Regions from separate parts of the Homo sapiens genome. Here all the other regions are linked to region 4. A link is a contact called in ENCODE Hi-C or POLR2A ChIA-PET data. All regions are on one chromosome and are shown on one strand. Each heading gives the region's core, a stretch centred on a gene start or an enhancer-like site at or near the end of the contact. The rest is flanking DNA. Distances are from core to core; before and after follow the strand shown. Region 1 overlaps LOC124903162. Region 2 overlaps LOC124903162. Region 3 has its middle 210 kb from the start of MIR4305. Region 4 has its middle 16 kb from the start of FOXO1.

Region 1 (3,202 bases), core at 424-2,923, 580 kb after region 4:
CACTGCGAATTATCACTTCTGTTTATGAAATCCACGTGCCTCAACCCACAACTACTGAGACGTTACCTCCTTCAAGACCTCGAGTAGACTTGGTTCATGTTCTACTTCCTTACCTTCCTAGGATTCTTACTAAATATACCCACTTCTGTCTTCCTCAAGCTCCCAGACTGGAAATATTAGCTATTGAATAAATACATAATTATTCATCGGGGCTGAATCTTCACACATAGCCGTGACCAGCACTTGATCTTCTCATATAGCCGTGACCAGCACTTGAAGGAAGCCAGGACAATTCTTTTAGATTCTCTTCCTTGAAATGCCACCTCTTCCTTCCTCTGTGGCCTCATGCTCCTCAATTCCTGCTTTTTTGAAAGCCATAAGCCAGGCAGTAATGTTTGCCTCCTTGGCTTGATCTCTGCCTGAAGCACCCAAATGCCCCTCTGAATTTAGCAAGAGAAGAGACTTGGCTCCCTGCGCTGGTGGCTGCTATCTTGTTTCTACTCCCCAACTCTGATATTCCCCTAATCCCATCTTGCAACTTGGCTACTTTTCCCAGTATAAACACTTTTCCGTATGACAACTCCCACAACGCCCAGCTAGGGAGTTTCTCTGTTTACAGTTTGCAATGGGTTCATTATATTTACTTGATGGGGAAGGTTTCAATTACACCTCAGCCAGCTCATCCTCTTTAATTCATACTCCCACTACCTGCTCTTGTTACCTATCCTTCTAAATATTAGTCACCTATGTGAAGATAATAAAAAGATCCTTCTGGGTTATCTCCAATTGTATGTCTCTTTTCAAATAACGACTGATTGCCTGAAAAAAAAAATTAAAGTCTGAAGGCAGTGAGCGATTTGTAGAATGTGCAGCATCCACATTCATTGGAGCTGGAGAGATCTTGGAGAAAATTTAATCTAAATTCTTACTTTCCAGATGAGGCCTGGGGCAGAGAAGGGATTTACTCCAGATCATTTTATTCATTAATGGAAGATCTCCCGCCTTCCCACACAAGACTCCACACATGCACGATTCTTTTCTGGTTTTTTATTTCTGCTATGACAACACAGTCATATCTATGTAGTCCTATCTACATACAATGTAGTCGTGTGTGTGTGTGTGTGTGTGTGTGTGTATACACGTATGTACCAGGAGAATGGTTCCCAAACCTGTCTGAATCATCAGAATCATCTGAGATTCTTTTTAAAAAGACAGTAGCGAGAGTTTCTATCATATGTCCTGAAACAGTCTCTGAGGCTGGGCCCAGGAGTCCAAGGTCTGGCCTTGGGGTTGCTGCTTGATAAAGTTCCCTTGCCCTCCCAGCCTCTTTTTCCCCTCCCATAAGGCACTGCATTTTTCAAGATTGGCCGCAGATTTCATAACATCATTATCAATGTGAAAGGGACCCTTGGTGGGTTTCCTATGTTGTCATGGAAGAGCCCAGCATCCACAACAAGAGAGGCGTGCATGAGGCAGCCTGCGGCCCCAAAGGCAAGGCCCTGTAACTTTAAGCAGAGCTTAGCAAGCCTAGTAACTGGCTTTGTTTGTGTGTCTACGTGGAGGAGGAGACCAGCTTGTGAGCAGTACCTGGAGCCCGTGGGCGTACTCTGGGGAAGCTGCTGCATGAGTCAGGCCTGCAGAGGGTTGGGGACTGGAGTCCTTGACGCACTCAGCAATGATTCAGGGGCACAGCCGAGACCTCGGCATGCCAGGTTAAGCGGGTAAGCCACTCTCCCTGCCAGAGTGGGCCCTGGATGCATGGTAGGGAGCCATCTTAACTTGAACAGCTGTGTAATCACCAGTACCAGTAAAAGAGAGGGGACATGAGACAGTTTTCTCCTGGAACCTCCCCTGGAGTGTGAACACAAGGGAGTGGAATTGTGGGGTCAAATGGTCCAGGAGACCTGCTCCCAGTGAATAAACAAATTCACTAAGGCGTTAGCTCTAGAAAGATTTTATAACTTAGCTGGGTGTATTTGAGGGTGTTATCCATCAGCCAGATACAAGAGGTGGGGAATCTAAATACCTGCATGTGTTTTGGGGGTTGAATAAGTCCCCTCTGTTGTCGATGACTTGGGACAGTCCTAGGTGAAAGAGGTGAGGTTGATCAGTGACATTCAGGCTGCTTCTAGCCCCGCTATGCACTATGTACATATCCGAACTGAGTTCAGGTACTCTTTCTTCTTGATCCCTCTGAGGGTGAAATATTGGTCTCTTTGACCCTACAGTTGCCCAAAGTGGGGCAGTGCTCATAAATATTCACTCTCTTCTGATTTTATGGCTGATTGTACCCAAAACCTTGCTGTCTGGCAGGACAACTAGAGGCTGAGGCATAAGAGAAGAAACAGTGTGTCACTCTGATTTTTTCTGGCATCATTTTTACTCAGAGTTGGAAAGTGCCTCTCCTGCCACACACCTGTGAATCATTTAGAAACCAGGACTCACAGAACAGAGGGCGGACTTCATGCATAACCAAAAAGTTTCCTGGAGGCCGATAAGCTGATACAGCCAGAACAATTGTCTCTTTCCAGGTAGACAAAGGAGTGCAAGGCATATGACCTTTACGTATTTTTGTTTGTTTCTTTTTACCTTGGATCCTTTAGCCATTCTTGTTGGAGAGCCAGTTCTGGGAGAGGGAGTTTTTGACTAAGCAGCCAGTCCATGTTGAAACAAGCATTGTGGGGCAAGTGAGCTGAGCCCCATGGTGGAATGACAGCTACAAGTTAGTGGCATGGCCCCTTGGCAGTGCTGCCTGTCAGTTTCTCCACCACCCAGGCACAGGTGGGAGCAGCAGGTGTGGGCTCATTGAGTTACAAGGAAGCATGACCCATGATAACCAGGTCACATAATAAGGGCTGGTTTATTGCAAGAAGCAAGGGGTAATGAAGAAGGAAGTTCTCTCATAAGAAACTGCTGTGTGGTTAGTCCACACAGAGACTAGAGCTGGAGGCAGTGAGGCTCTAGGGACCTTGGCACTTGGGGGCGGTGAATCCCATGCTCTGCCATTAAAGTGGCTTGGCCAACCCTGGCTCTGGTTATTCTTGATGTATGTGCTTTAGCTTCTCCTCTCACCACCATGACTTAACACAACTTCTCTACACTTAATCTTCTGCTCAATGGTAGTTTCCACTTTCTCACAATTTTGGCTTACTCTACACTTCAGCTAACTCAAGGCTACTCGTGCACTCTTTCAACCTCAGCC
Region 2 (3,596 bases), core at 487-2,986, 600 kb after region 4:
CATCCTCTGGGGATATCCTCCCCTGACCAGAGCAACTCCCACTTACAGGTCACTGGGACCGCCCTTACCTTCATGTTGCTTTATTCCCCCGTTTTAAGTCTTACTCACATAGCTCTGGGCCATGTGGGTATGTATGTGTCTTCTGACTTGATTGTAGACTCTTTAAGGCCAAGATCCAGGATATATTCATAGTGGGTTCCTTGCTGCCTGATGTAGAAAATGTCACCCAGTAGGTGCTCAATAAACACTGGTTGATTGAATGAGTGGCTGTTATGCTTGAAGCAGTTTCCATGATTCTAAGCCCATTCCTGGCTGATCATTTCTACAGAATTCACTGTGATTTTAATGCGGTAAATAGCTTTGGGCCAAGTCAAGTGATTCTTAGTGTAACACTCAGATTGGGCACAGGCATGCTCAAAGGTTAAACTGGCTGCTACTTGAGAGACAGGATTAAAAACATATAGTCAGAAAGGCAATTGGATTGCTTCATTTCACTCATAGCTTATGCACTCCATTCCCTTTGGCCCCATAAAACCCAGAACCATGGAAAATAAAGTCATCAGGAAGCTCATCCATTTCACTTTCTCTTTCCTCTCTCCCCCTTTTCCATGTAACTTGGGAGGCTGCCTTCTATGCTAGCACAGGACAACTCTGGCCCAGAGAAAGCTTTATTGTCACCCTGTAAATCTGGCAAAGAATAATGCTCAAAACGGTTCCACTGTGGCTTGAGGCAGAGGTCTTTGCTCTGCTCAGCCTAGCTCTCGTGTTCACTGCTTCTGCATTAATCCCAAGTATTAGGGTAAATGGTGGAAGAAATGGAGAATGTCCTTCTCTGGAAACCTTGACTTTATTGCAGGCATGACTCAGTTTATGCAATAGGTGTGGTCTCAAAGAGCTATGGGAAAATCACATTTTTAGAAATCAAGTCATATTTAAAGTGTACTACAAAAAAAGCTGACCATTTAATGAAGGTATTTATGAGTACTTTCAAAGTATCATCGTTGCTAGTGGAATATAAGTCCATAATTTCTCTTCCATGAACATCCAGATTTTCACAAGCTGTGTTTGCTCCAAGAGAGGTTCAGGAGATTGTGAAAGGTTGACTGCAGGTGGCATGGACATGTATAATTACTGTGTTTAGAGTCCTCTAAGACACTGGGGCTTGAGGGCTTTTGCTTATTCTCTTTCATCCACTGTTGTGCTGCCTCACTGGTGCCCCTCTCTATCCCATCTCTCCCCTACCTTCCCACCTACGCCCTCCCAGACCTCCAGGGAGAAAGAGAAGAGAGACATTTGAAATACTCTTCACTTCATCCTAAAGAGGTGAGCCACTTGCCAGTGGGTTCTAAGGAAACTTGAGGTTTGTGCCAGGGTAGGGTCACTGTCATCATCAGAGTGCAGGGAGTAGCAGCAAGTTGGGATTCAGCCAGCTCTAAACTCCTTGCTCTCTTTCGGACACAGGGCCTGAGAAGGGGAACTCAGTGTGATATGTCATGGTGCACACACAGCACTTGTCCCATCCCCACTTCCATGTTCTCTCTAGGCTCACTAACCCTGCACTCCATATTTCTGGGCCTCAGTTTCCCATACAGGCACTTCAGGGCCTCGAAAGGTCTGCGGGCAAGGGTGCCTTGGGAGGATGCGGTCCATTTTGTTTTGTGTGACTATTACAGAACCACACGAGGCGCTCTTTCGGCTAGGCCATGTGCCAGAAAGAGAAGAGAGAGTCTAGTCAGGATATTTAACTTATCATGGTCACAGCAGGAATTTTTCCTGCTGCAAACTTCCTAACATTCTGACCCTTCTGGTCTGAACATTTCCAAGGCTGTTCCTATGCCAACCGAAAAACATTCCACAATCTATGTTTCTTGTGCAGTATAGCAGTGGGCTTTTCAGTACCAGGAAGACGTATGAAAGGTTTGATTTATTGCCCATTCTTTTGTGTGGGAGAGTCTAGTGATTTCAGATATAACAACAGAACTCTGTGAGATGCTGAATTGCCCAGGGAGTGCTCAACTGCCCCGTGTCTTCACTTGGGAGGGTGTCAATCAATCATTCCTGGATACCTGACCAACATGGACGATATCATGCAGTTAATCTCAAAACAAAATATCCAGGTGTTTTCAGTTGTGTAGTCAACATACCCAAATGCTCCTCTGAAATACACCATTGTATTAGTAAGTCAGCTGCTTGGTTTCATGTCACCATAGCCTGACTATTCTGGACAAAATTCTGACCTTTGTTTTGTCTTTTATTTTATTTTTTTATAAATCACTCCTGTGTTTATGTTTGCAGGGAGAGAAAATCTTTTTCTGTCTGGTGTTTTTCAAAATTTTGATGATGGACTCACATCAAGGATGAAGAGCTTTGATGTCATTTGAACACCACCACCATCACCACCACCAGCATCAACAAACAAACAAGCAAACAAGCGTGAACTCAGGAGCCCTGTGGCCCAGCCTCCAGTCCATTTCCTCACTGTGATCTGGCTAAGTCACCTCCCCTCCACCTCAGTTCAGTCACCTACACAACAGGAATGGTGGCTCCTGGCGTGAAAAGTTCTTAGGAGCATTCAGCATGATGCTGTGTGGAGCACTTGGAAACTGCGTGTGCATCACCTCATATTTCTGGCCACAGGTCATTCAGACATCTGCCCTTTGCCCTGGAGGAGAACCACTAGGGACTTGTGCCCATAAGCACCAATTCTGGCTTTTACCCTACCCATCCTTTGCCATCCCAAACTATGCCATCAACAAATTCTAGAAATCAAGTTAGAAATGCTGTTCCCACGAGGGTCTCTGTGGTCTCTCAGAACAACAATCAGCTGGCCCTGCTGGGCAGATGTTGCCCAATCCTAACCCACACTTAGCTATCAACTTAATCATTCTCAACTAAAAACACCTACCTGAACACTTTTAGGGGTTAAGAATAGTATAATCTCACTTAGCCATTTGCATTTTTTCTTCTTTTTACAAAAAGAAATTTATCTTTTTTTTTTTTTGAGACGGAGTCTTGCTCTGTTGCCCAGGTTGGAGTGCAGTGGCGCAATCTTGGCTCACTGCAAGCTCCGCCTCCTGGGTTAGCGCCATTCTCCTGCCTCAGCCTCCCGAGTAGCTGGGACTACAGGTGCCTGCCACCACGCCTGGCTAATTTTTTTGTATTTTTAGTAGAGACGGGGTTTCACCGTGTTAGTCAGGATCGTCTTGATCTCCTGACATCGTGATTCGCCCTCCTCAGCCTCCCAAAGTGCTGGGATTACAGGCGTGAGCCACTGCGCTCTGCCAAGAATAGTATAATCTCACTTAGCCATTTGTATTTTTTCTTCTTTTTACAAAAAGAAATTTATCTCATTATTATGTTTAATCAGTTTCTTGAGGTATAACTTAAGTGTGCTAAAATTTGCTCTTTTTAGTGTACAGGTCTAGGATTTTTGAGAAACACATATTCATATGTGACCACCCCCATGATCAACATATGGAACAGTCATTTGCCACCCAAAATTACCTTGTGCCCTTTTGTTGTCAGACTCTTCTTTCTCCAGACCCTGGCAACCACTGATGGATTTTCTGTCCCTATAGTTTTGCCTTTTCCAGAAT
Region 3 (3,571 bases), core at 129-2,628, 810 kb after region 4:
ACAACAGCAAATCCCGTTAAGTTGCCAACACTTGAAAGAGAAGAACATTTATAGATGTGTTGAATAAATGCACTCCAACTAATGAGAAAGCTTATAAAATTATTTGGATTCATGTAAGTTTAGATTTAAGGTAGCACAAGAGCAAACAGCAAACCACTGGGAGAGGTGAAATGAGATTGATAGGGAAAAATAGATCAGCAAACCAAATCAGATATATTTGTTAAGCACCTTCCATTCATCCTGACCTGTGCCAGGGACTATGGGAGATGGGAGGAAAGTAGAAAAGATGCTTTGAGGAGGTGTCTTGAGACAGATGTCATTAGGAACCACTGACCAATAACACTATGCGTGGATTCCCCAGGGAATCCATAGGCCTGTGGCTATGAAATGGCCACAACCACAGCAGAAGTTTAGCAGTTGCTTAGGAAGACGTAAATTCCCAGCTGTGACTCACCGTGTGTCAAGGAGGATTTTTCTGACATCAGTTTCCAAGCAGCTCACCCAGACTTTCTTACCCAAGAGGGTACCAGACCATGATGCCACTGGAGTTGCATTTTTTTAATTTATTTATTTTATTTTCCAAAGGGCCATTTGAACCAAGAGTGACCTGTGGCCCCTGGAAACTCTAAGCAGTGGTTTGGCATCTTGAGAATCTGTCATGCTTTGTGGAAGGGTCTAGTCCTGTCTGGAAAACAAAACTGGTGATATTTAATGTGAAAGTGTAATCCTACTGTCTCTCTCCTGATAAATGCTCAAAACTCAAGTATAAAAGCAATGAATTCCCCTTGGATATCTAAATGTAGCACTTAAAATCAATTTGATTTTATCTGAATTCTGTTAACATTGGATTATAGATGCACGGTTGCAGGCTTTGAGTGTTTTCAAGTTCTCGATATTTTAATTTTTTCCATACCCACATTGTTTTAAATGTGAGGCCTAATGTCTTCCAGCCCTAGGCTTGCAAATCCATGTTCATCTCTGTGACTGACCCCATAATATTTACTTATAACGTTCATAAAAATACCCTGCATGCCAAAAGCTGTTAGCTGCAGGAAGATGATAAAATATAAAAATATTTAATCAGCCAGTGGGAATTCCCTTACATGTTAAATCAAAGGCTCTCTCAGAGGACCCACGGTGACCTCGGAAGGCCAGAGGGTTCAGCCGCACTGTGCGGCAGCAGGAGGGAATGCCTGCAGAAAACCCACCCTGTTCAGGGCCCCTTCATGTCCTCCAGAAAACACAGCCCTAAGGAGATGCTCGGCTTCACTGCCAAGGGACTCAGGGGCCGGCATGTGCAGGCTCTGTACGGCTTTTCCACTGAGGTTTGTGTAGCTTGTCCCATCTCTCTCAGGGCTATCTCACCATGTAACATGTGCTCTGTTCCTCTTCCTCCCAACCCCCAGGACTCAGTGTTTCTCAAAAAGGAGCACCACAGAGGCTTTCTAAGGAAGAAGTGCTAGAGAAATCATACAGGGAGTGATGGGGAGGGAAAAATATCCCAGGGAAAGGAGTGCTGGATCCAGCCCTGTCTTTGCTGCCACATGTGTTGAGCAAGTCATTGCACATCTCTGGAAGTTGGATGGATCTGTGGTTTTCAGCCCTAATGGTTCCAAGAGGTATCCCTAGGTTACAGAGAGGATGACAAGGGGCCGCTGGGTTTTTATACTCCTTCCCCCTTGCCCCACTCCTTATGTCAGTCAGCTCAGCAGTAATCAGTTTTTTGTTCTGGATTACACATAACATTTAACTCACAAAAAGTGTCTGCTGTTAAAAAGAAAAGTTTAAAAACCAGTGGAACAACGAAAAAGTCCTATTTAATATAAACATAATTTGAGGCTCAATAATATCCCGGACTCCAATTTCCTGCTCATTGGCAGTCCCTACTAAAAGCTAGTTGAAACTAGTTCTTTACATCCCAGTGCCCACTAAGGAGCCATCAGAGCATAAGCTAGGCCTAGCTGAGGGGTGGGGTTGAGTGGCATAGTTCAAGGATGCTACTCTGCTTTTGCAGAAGAGTATAAAATTACAAAGGCTGCAACTTGAGCCAACTGGCAGAATGCTATTCACCCCTTTTGCATTACTTTCTACTTGAATGGCACCAAAGCAGTGTGCTTGTGTTCCTACTTTCTGGTAACATTTTTAAAAACTAAATCCGGTCTTTGAATTTTGATATAACCATTTCCTTTCCCAGGACTCAGGAAATTCACCAGCATTGTATTGGGACCCATGTGAGTGACAAACACGATGATAACTCAGAACCACTGAGCCTCTCACTGTGGTGCTTTGCTCTTAGGCCAAGTTTGTCCTGAGATGATCCTTCCCAGATGGCTGCTCAGAACTTTATGCAAACTGACTCTTGAAATGTCCACCAAAGGAACTCATCCAAACCCCAGTACTGGATGCCACCAGCCCAGCTACATTAATCATACCTTCCTCTTTTGTGCCAAAGTCCTCATTTTAAGCCAGATGATTTAAAATCATTCCATCACCCCCAAATCATTTTGTCATTCAATTTCCATCTATCATGCTAGATGTCCTAAGTTTTGTCCTTGATTCAATTTTGTGTCAACTCAGTAATATTGAATCAAAATTCTATTACTAATTCAAACCAAAAGTGACAAAAACAGAAAGTTTTACAGGGTAAAGCATAAGAACTTTTCCATTCAGCTGCTTAATATTACCTGTACTCCTAACATCAAAAGACAGTTTTCACTAGCATTTTGTTGTATAGTCTTTCATATCTTCTTGATATATACACAATATTTTTAATAGCAATAAGATCACCAATATATGCAGTTTTGCGCTCTGCTCTTTTGACTTTAAACAAGAGCCTAAATTTATCCAATGTTAACTAATATTCTTCTACAATATAATTTTTAAAGAATAAAAATTAATTCTACAATATAATTCACTACAAAATTAAAACTTTCAATGACTATGTAAGATGCATAATTTATTTAACTCTGTTCTCTACTGTTGCAATGCTTGCTTTTTCAATTTTTTAATATTAAAAATCCCGAGATGAATATACTTATACCATCATTGTAATTTTTATAGTTGAAATTCCAGTATCAAAAGGAATGCTTTTAATAAACATTAAGGAACTTTAATAAATATTGACAAGTTTTCCTGTGGAAAGATGAATACTTCTGCCATCATTTTTGGCTTGTTACTTAGCCAACACTAGGTATTATCATTTTTAACCTTTATATAACTGACAGAGGAGAAATGGTATCTTATTATCGCTTTTAATTTGAACTTCTTTGCATTATATTAAGAATGAATATTGGCCAGGCATGGTGGCTTGTGCCTGTAATTCCAGCACTATGGGAGGCCGAGGTGGGTGGATCACATGAGGTCAGGAGTTTGAGACCAGCCTGGCCAACCTGGTGAAATGCTGTTTCTACTAAAAATACAAAAATTAGCTGGGCGTGGTGGTGGGCAGCTGTAATCCCAGCTACTCAGGAGGCTGAGGCAGGAGAATCACTTGAACCGGGGAGGCAGAGTTTGCAGTGAGCCGAGATCACGCCATTGTACTCCAGCCTGGACAACAGAGTGAGACTCTGTC
Region 4 (3,363 bases), core at 746-3,245:
ACTTTGGGAGGCCGAGGCGGGAGGACTGCCTGAGCTCAGGAGTTCGAGACCAGCCTGGGCAACACGGTGAAACCCCATCTCTACTAAAGTACAAAAAATTAGTCAGGCGTAGCAGTGTGCGCCTGTAATCCCAGCTACTCAGGAGGCTGAGGCAAGACAATTGCTTGAACCTGGGAGGTGGAGGTTGCAGTGAGACGAGATCACGCCACTGCACTCCAGCCTGGGCGACAGAGCGAGACTGCATCTCAAAAAAAAAAAAAAGAAAGAAAAAGAAAAAAATTTTGGCTGGGCGAAGTGGCTCACCTCTGTAATCCCACCACTTTGGGAGGCCAAGGCAGGTGGATTACGAGGTCAGAAGTTCAAGACCAGCCCGGCCAACATGGTGAAACCCCATCTCTACTAAAAATACAAAAATTAGCTGGGTGTGGTGGCACGTGCCTGTGATCCCAGGTACTTGGGAGGCTGAGGCAGAATTGCTTGAACCTGGGAGGTAGAGGTTGCGGTGAGCCAAGGTCATGCCACTGCACTCCAGCCTGGGCTACAGAGCGAGACTCCATCTCAAAAAAATAAAAATAAAAATAAGACAAATGTTAAAGGCACATAAAAGGCTCTTTTTTTTTTTGACTTTTCTGAATTTTATTACCTTTTCTCTAAAAGTTAACTTTTTTGCAAATGGCTATTAATGTCATATACCAGTAGAGGGCGATAAAACATTACTTTTTAGTATTATCTTAAAACTACTTTTACCAGAGTGGAAAAAGAATTTTTGGATAACTTTTCTTTTGCCCCTTCACAAAAGAAAACGATCGAAGACACTAGCAAGATGGAGAAACATAGTTCAATGGGAAGATCAAAAGTAACAGACAGATTACCATGACCTAAATTTGCAGAAGGGAGAATCATCATCTGTGTAAAAACTATAGTGACAGCTCTGTTTAGATTGGTTTATGTCTCAGGGAGACCGCCTTTTGTGCTAGCTCTCTGACACTGCATAACAACTGTGGGCAATTACGTATGGAAATCCTTCAAGCTGAAACAAATTGCAAAACTTAAGTGCACTTAGTCTGTTGTACCTTTTGTGGATCTAGAATACGTAACTTTAAAAATCTAGATTGTAATAGCTTCTAGATAGATGACAGTTTGGGCGTGAACCATTTAGCCATCCACTTGTGGTATGGCAGGAGTATATGGTGAGGAGTGGCCAGCTAACATTCTCAGGGGTCGGGGTGCCATGTTTACGTGGGCAGGCTTGATTCCTGGAAGCCGAGCTCATTTACCAGAAGAGCAGCCAATACCATGAATAAATCTGGTCCTGAAAAAGTAAATGCTCTGTTTCTTGGATTATTTATTTATATCAGATGGAGGGGGACAAGAAAGCTTATGCCTTTCCCTGTGGCCATGCAGCGCATGTGAGAATGTGCACTATGGCCGGCGCGGTGGCTCACGCCTGTAATCCCAGCACTTTGGGAGGCCGAGGCAGGTGGATCACCTGAGGTCAGGGGTTTGAGACCAGCCTGGCCAACATGGTGAAACCACATCTCTACTAAAAATACAAAAAAAAAATTAGCCAGGCATGGTTGGGGGCGGGTGCCTGTAATCCCAGCTACTTGGGAGACTGAGGCAGGAGAATTGCTTGAACTCGGGAGATGGAGGTTGCAGTGAGCCCAGATCATGCCATTACACTCCAGCCTGGGCGACAAAAGTGAAACTCTGTCTCAAAAAAATGTAAAAAAAAAAAAAAAAGAGAGAGAGATAGAATGTGCACTGTATTTAGCCTAGCCTGTGGCATTTTGTTTTGCAAATTTTAGTAGTATGGAAGTAAACTATCAGCATAAGAAAAAAGAAAATTCCTATGGCTCTGAATATGTTAGGATTTCTATCAAACACAGGGCCCAGCCCAGCCAGTTCCCAGTGGGGTAGGCTCGGCCCTTGGTCCCTACCAACACATTGACTGCTCTCCCCACAAGGTGATTTCACTGCACTGGACACAAGATGAGATGGTTTAGATGCTGGCACTGGAGCAGCTGCAGTAATGTGAGCTGAAAGGAATGCAGTTGTATGTCGAGAGTGCCAATTTCCAAAGCAGGTTCTTGAAAGGCTGTTTCTCTTCGTATGGTGAGGGACCTGTGCTGTTATCAAGACTAGGAAGGAAGGAGATTCATTAAATGTCATCATCAGCCTGAACAGGTGGTTGGCAAAGGAACGGAAAGCACGGAGATGAAGTTTTAGAGATCGGGGTGATTGCTGGCAACTAACATTATCAACTGTGATTCCAAGAGGCCCCAACTGTGGGAGGCCTGGAGGAAGCCACAGAGGTTATCTGGAGGGCCAGAGCTTACAATCTGGTTGGACTGGATCCAGCTGAATCCATCTGAGGCCAGCTCCAGGAAAGGCAGGTCTGGTATCAAGATGTACAGCAGACCATGGTGGGTGGGGAGCTCAAATTGTACTTACGGGCAACTGGGTGTGGGGAGGAGGGTTGTATGGCTCTGCAAGCATAGACCAGATCCTATGGCTATCCCCACATGAGATAGCGGGAGGATATCCTATGGGAGTTAGCCATAGGATCTGGTCTAAGCTTAACTTGAATTTCAATAGGCTGCCTTTTCTTTTCAATGAGCCCTCCTCACGAATACTTTGCATCCAAAAACTTTCTCCTTCTAATGTTCTAAGGGCTGCCAGCTGCCTCGGGCAGGCTCTCCAGAAGCCTAGGGAAGAGATACAGGGGTCAGGGAAGCATGAGTTGGGACCTCTTTTTTCTCCTATTCTTACCTGTGTTCAGCCTGGTTTACTGAAAGCAAGAGGTAATGAGCCTTTGTGGATGGGTGTGGCTGAATCATTGTGCGTTACCGATACAAGATGATCTGGAAGAAGCCCCTGATGGAACCTAAGGCCCTGGTGGAGTTTCTTTGAATATCATCAGAGGGAACTTGAGACCCGAGATACAGAGGGGACTGCAAACAGGCCTGCAGTGCCTGGGGCTGATTCCACAGGCAAGCACCTGTATCATTATCTCAGGCGACCCCCACAGCAGGAAGATATTATTATGCCAAGTACTCAGATAATGAAACTGCCTGGAGGAATAAGGAGTAGAGCCTGAATTTGAATTTACCACTTTGTCCTGCTGAGTGGTTGGTGAGGGAGGGGTAATAAGCATTAGAGCTATTAACTAAGGAAGCAGCATGGATTACTGGTTAGAAGCAAAGCCGTGGCTCTAGCCTGCCTGGGTTTGTATCCCAGCTGTGCAAGTAACCAACCTCCCTGTGCCTCAATTTCCAATCACACCTGCCCAGTAGGGTCTTGTGAAGATTAAATGAGTTTATATAGAAAAGTGCTTAGAGGCTGGGTGCGGTAGCTCACGCC

Evidence for each region. A loop is a pair of places that touch in the nucleus more often than their neighbours do. ChIA-PET counts read pairs that join two places held with the same protein, here RNA polymerase II (POLR2A). Pooled maps may share reads with other maps.
Region 1: a loop to region 4 is called in a pooled map, with 2.6 times the contacts of the local background. The contact joins two enhancer-like sites. A Hi-C loop is called at or near these places in 1 of 168 maps with a recorded cell type or tissue (endothelial cell of umbilical vein) and 5 of 50 pooled maps. POLR2A ChIA-PET finds 5 or more read pairs at or near these places in 4 of 52 experiments (AG04450, PC-3, PC-9 and 1 more).
Region 2: a map of endothelial cell of umbilical vein shows a loop between it and region 4 (4-fold over the local background). The contact joins two enhancer-like sites. A Hi-C loop is called at or near these places in 40 of 168 maps with a recorded cell type or tissue (GM11168, GM12878, GM18951 and 27 more) and 4 of 50 pooled maps. POLR2A ChIA-PET finds 5 or more read pairs at or near these places in 5 of 52 experiments (AG04450, B cell, OCI-LY7 and 2 more).
Region 3: a map of endothelial cell of umbilical vein shows a loop between it and region 4 (4-fold over the local background). The contact joins two enhancer-like sites. A Hi-C loop is called at or near these places in 1 of 168 maps with a recorded cell type or tissue (endothelial cell of umbilical vein) and 1 of 50 pooled maps. POLR2A ChIA-PET finds 5 or more read pairs at or near these places in 1 of 52 experiments (OCI-LY7).

What each region holds. Positions count from the first base shown.
Region 1 is chr13:40,101,487-40,104,688 of GRCh38, reverse strand. All of the region lies in intron 3 of LOC124903162, which reads left to right. Among named protein-coding and RNA genes, the nearest start is that of LINC00332, 79 kb to the left of the region's middle. Within about 2 kb of position 1,673, at least 4 of the 41 ENCODE cell types and tissues checked have a DNase peak (open chromatin) inside an H3K27ac peak, as active enhancers do.
Region 2 is chr13:40,081,016-40,084,611 of GRCh38, reverse strand. It overlaps LOC124903162, which reads left to right. Exons shown (of 5, transcript XM_047430821.1): 5 at 2,296-3,596. The coding sequence ends at 2,361. Among named protein-coding and RNA genes, the nearest start is that of LINC00332, 99 kb to the left of the region's middle. Within about 2 kb of position 1,736, at least 2 of the 41 ENCODE cell types and tissues checked have a DNase peak (open chromatin) inside an H3K27ac peak, as active enhancers do; they include endothelial cell of umbilical vein, where a contact is called at or near this core.
Region 3 is chr13:39,873,317-39,876,887 of GRCh38, reverse strand. No RefSeq gene overlaps it. Among named protein-coding and RNA genes, the nearest start is that of MIR4305, 210 kb to the right of the region's middle. Within about 2 kb of position 1,378, at least 5 of the 41 ENCODE cell types and tissues checked have a DNase peak (open chromatin) inside an H3K27ac peak, as active enhancers do; they include endothelial cell of umbilical vein, where a contact is called at or near this core.
Region 4 is chr13:40,680,508-40,683,870 of GRCh38, reverse strand. No RefSeq gene overlaps it. Among named protein-coding and RNA genes, the nearest start is that of FOXO1, 16 kb to the right of the region's middle. RefSeq lists enhancers at 1,668-2,432, 2,433-3,197, 3,198-3,363. Within about 2 kb of position 1,995, at least 3 of the 41 ENCODE cell types and tissues checked have a DNase peak (open chromatin) inside an H3K27ac peak, as active enhancers do; they include endothelial cell of umbilical vein, where a contact is called at or near this core.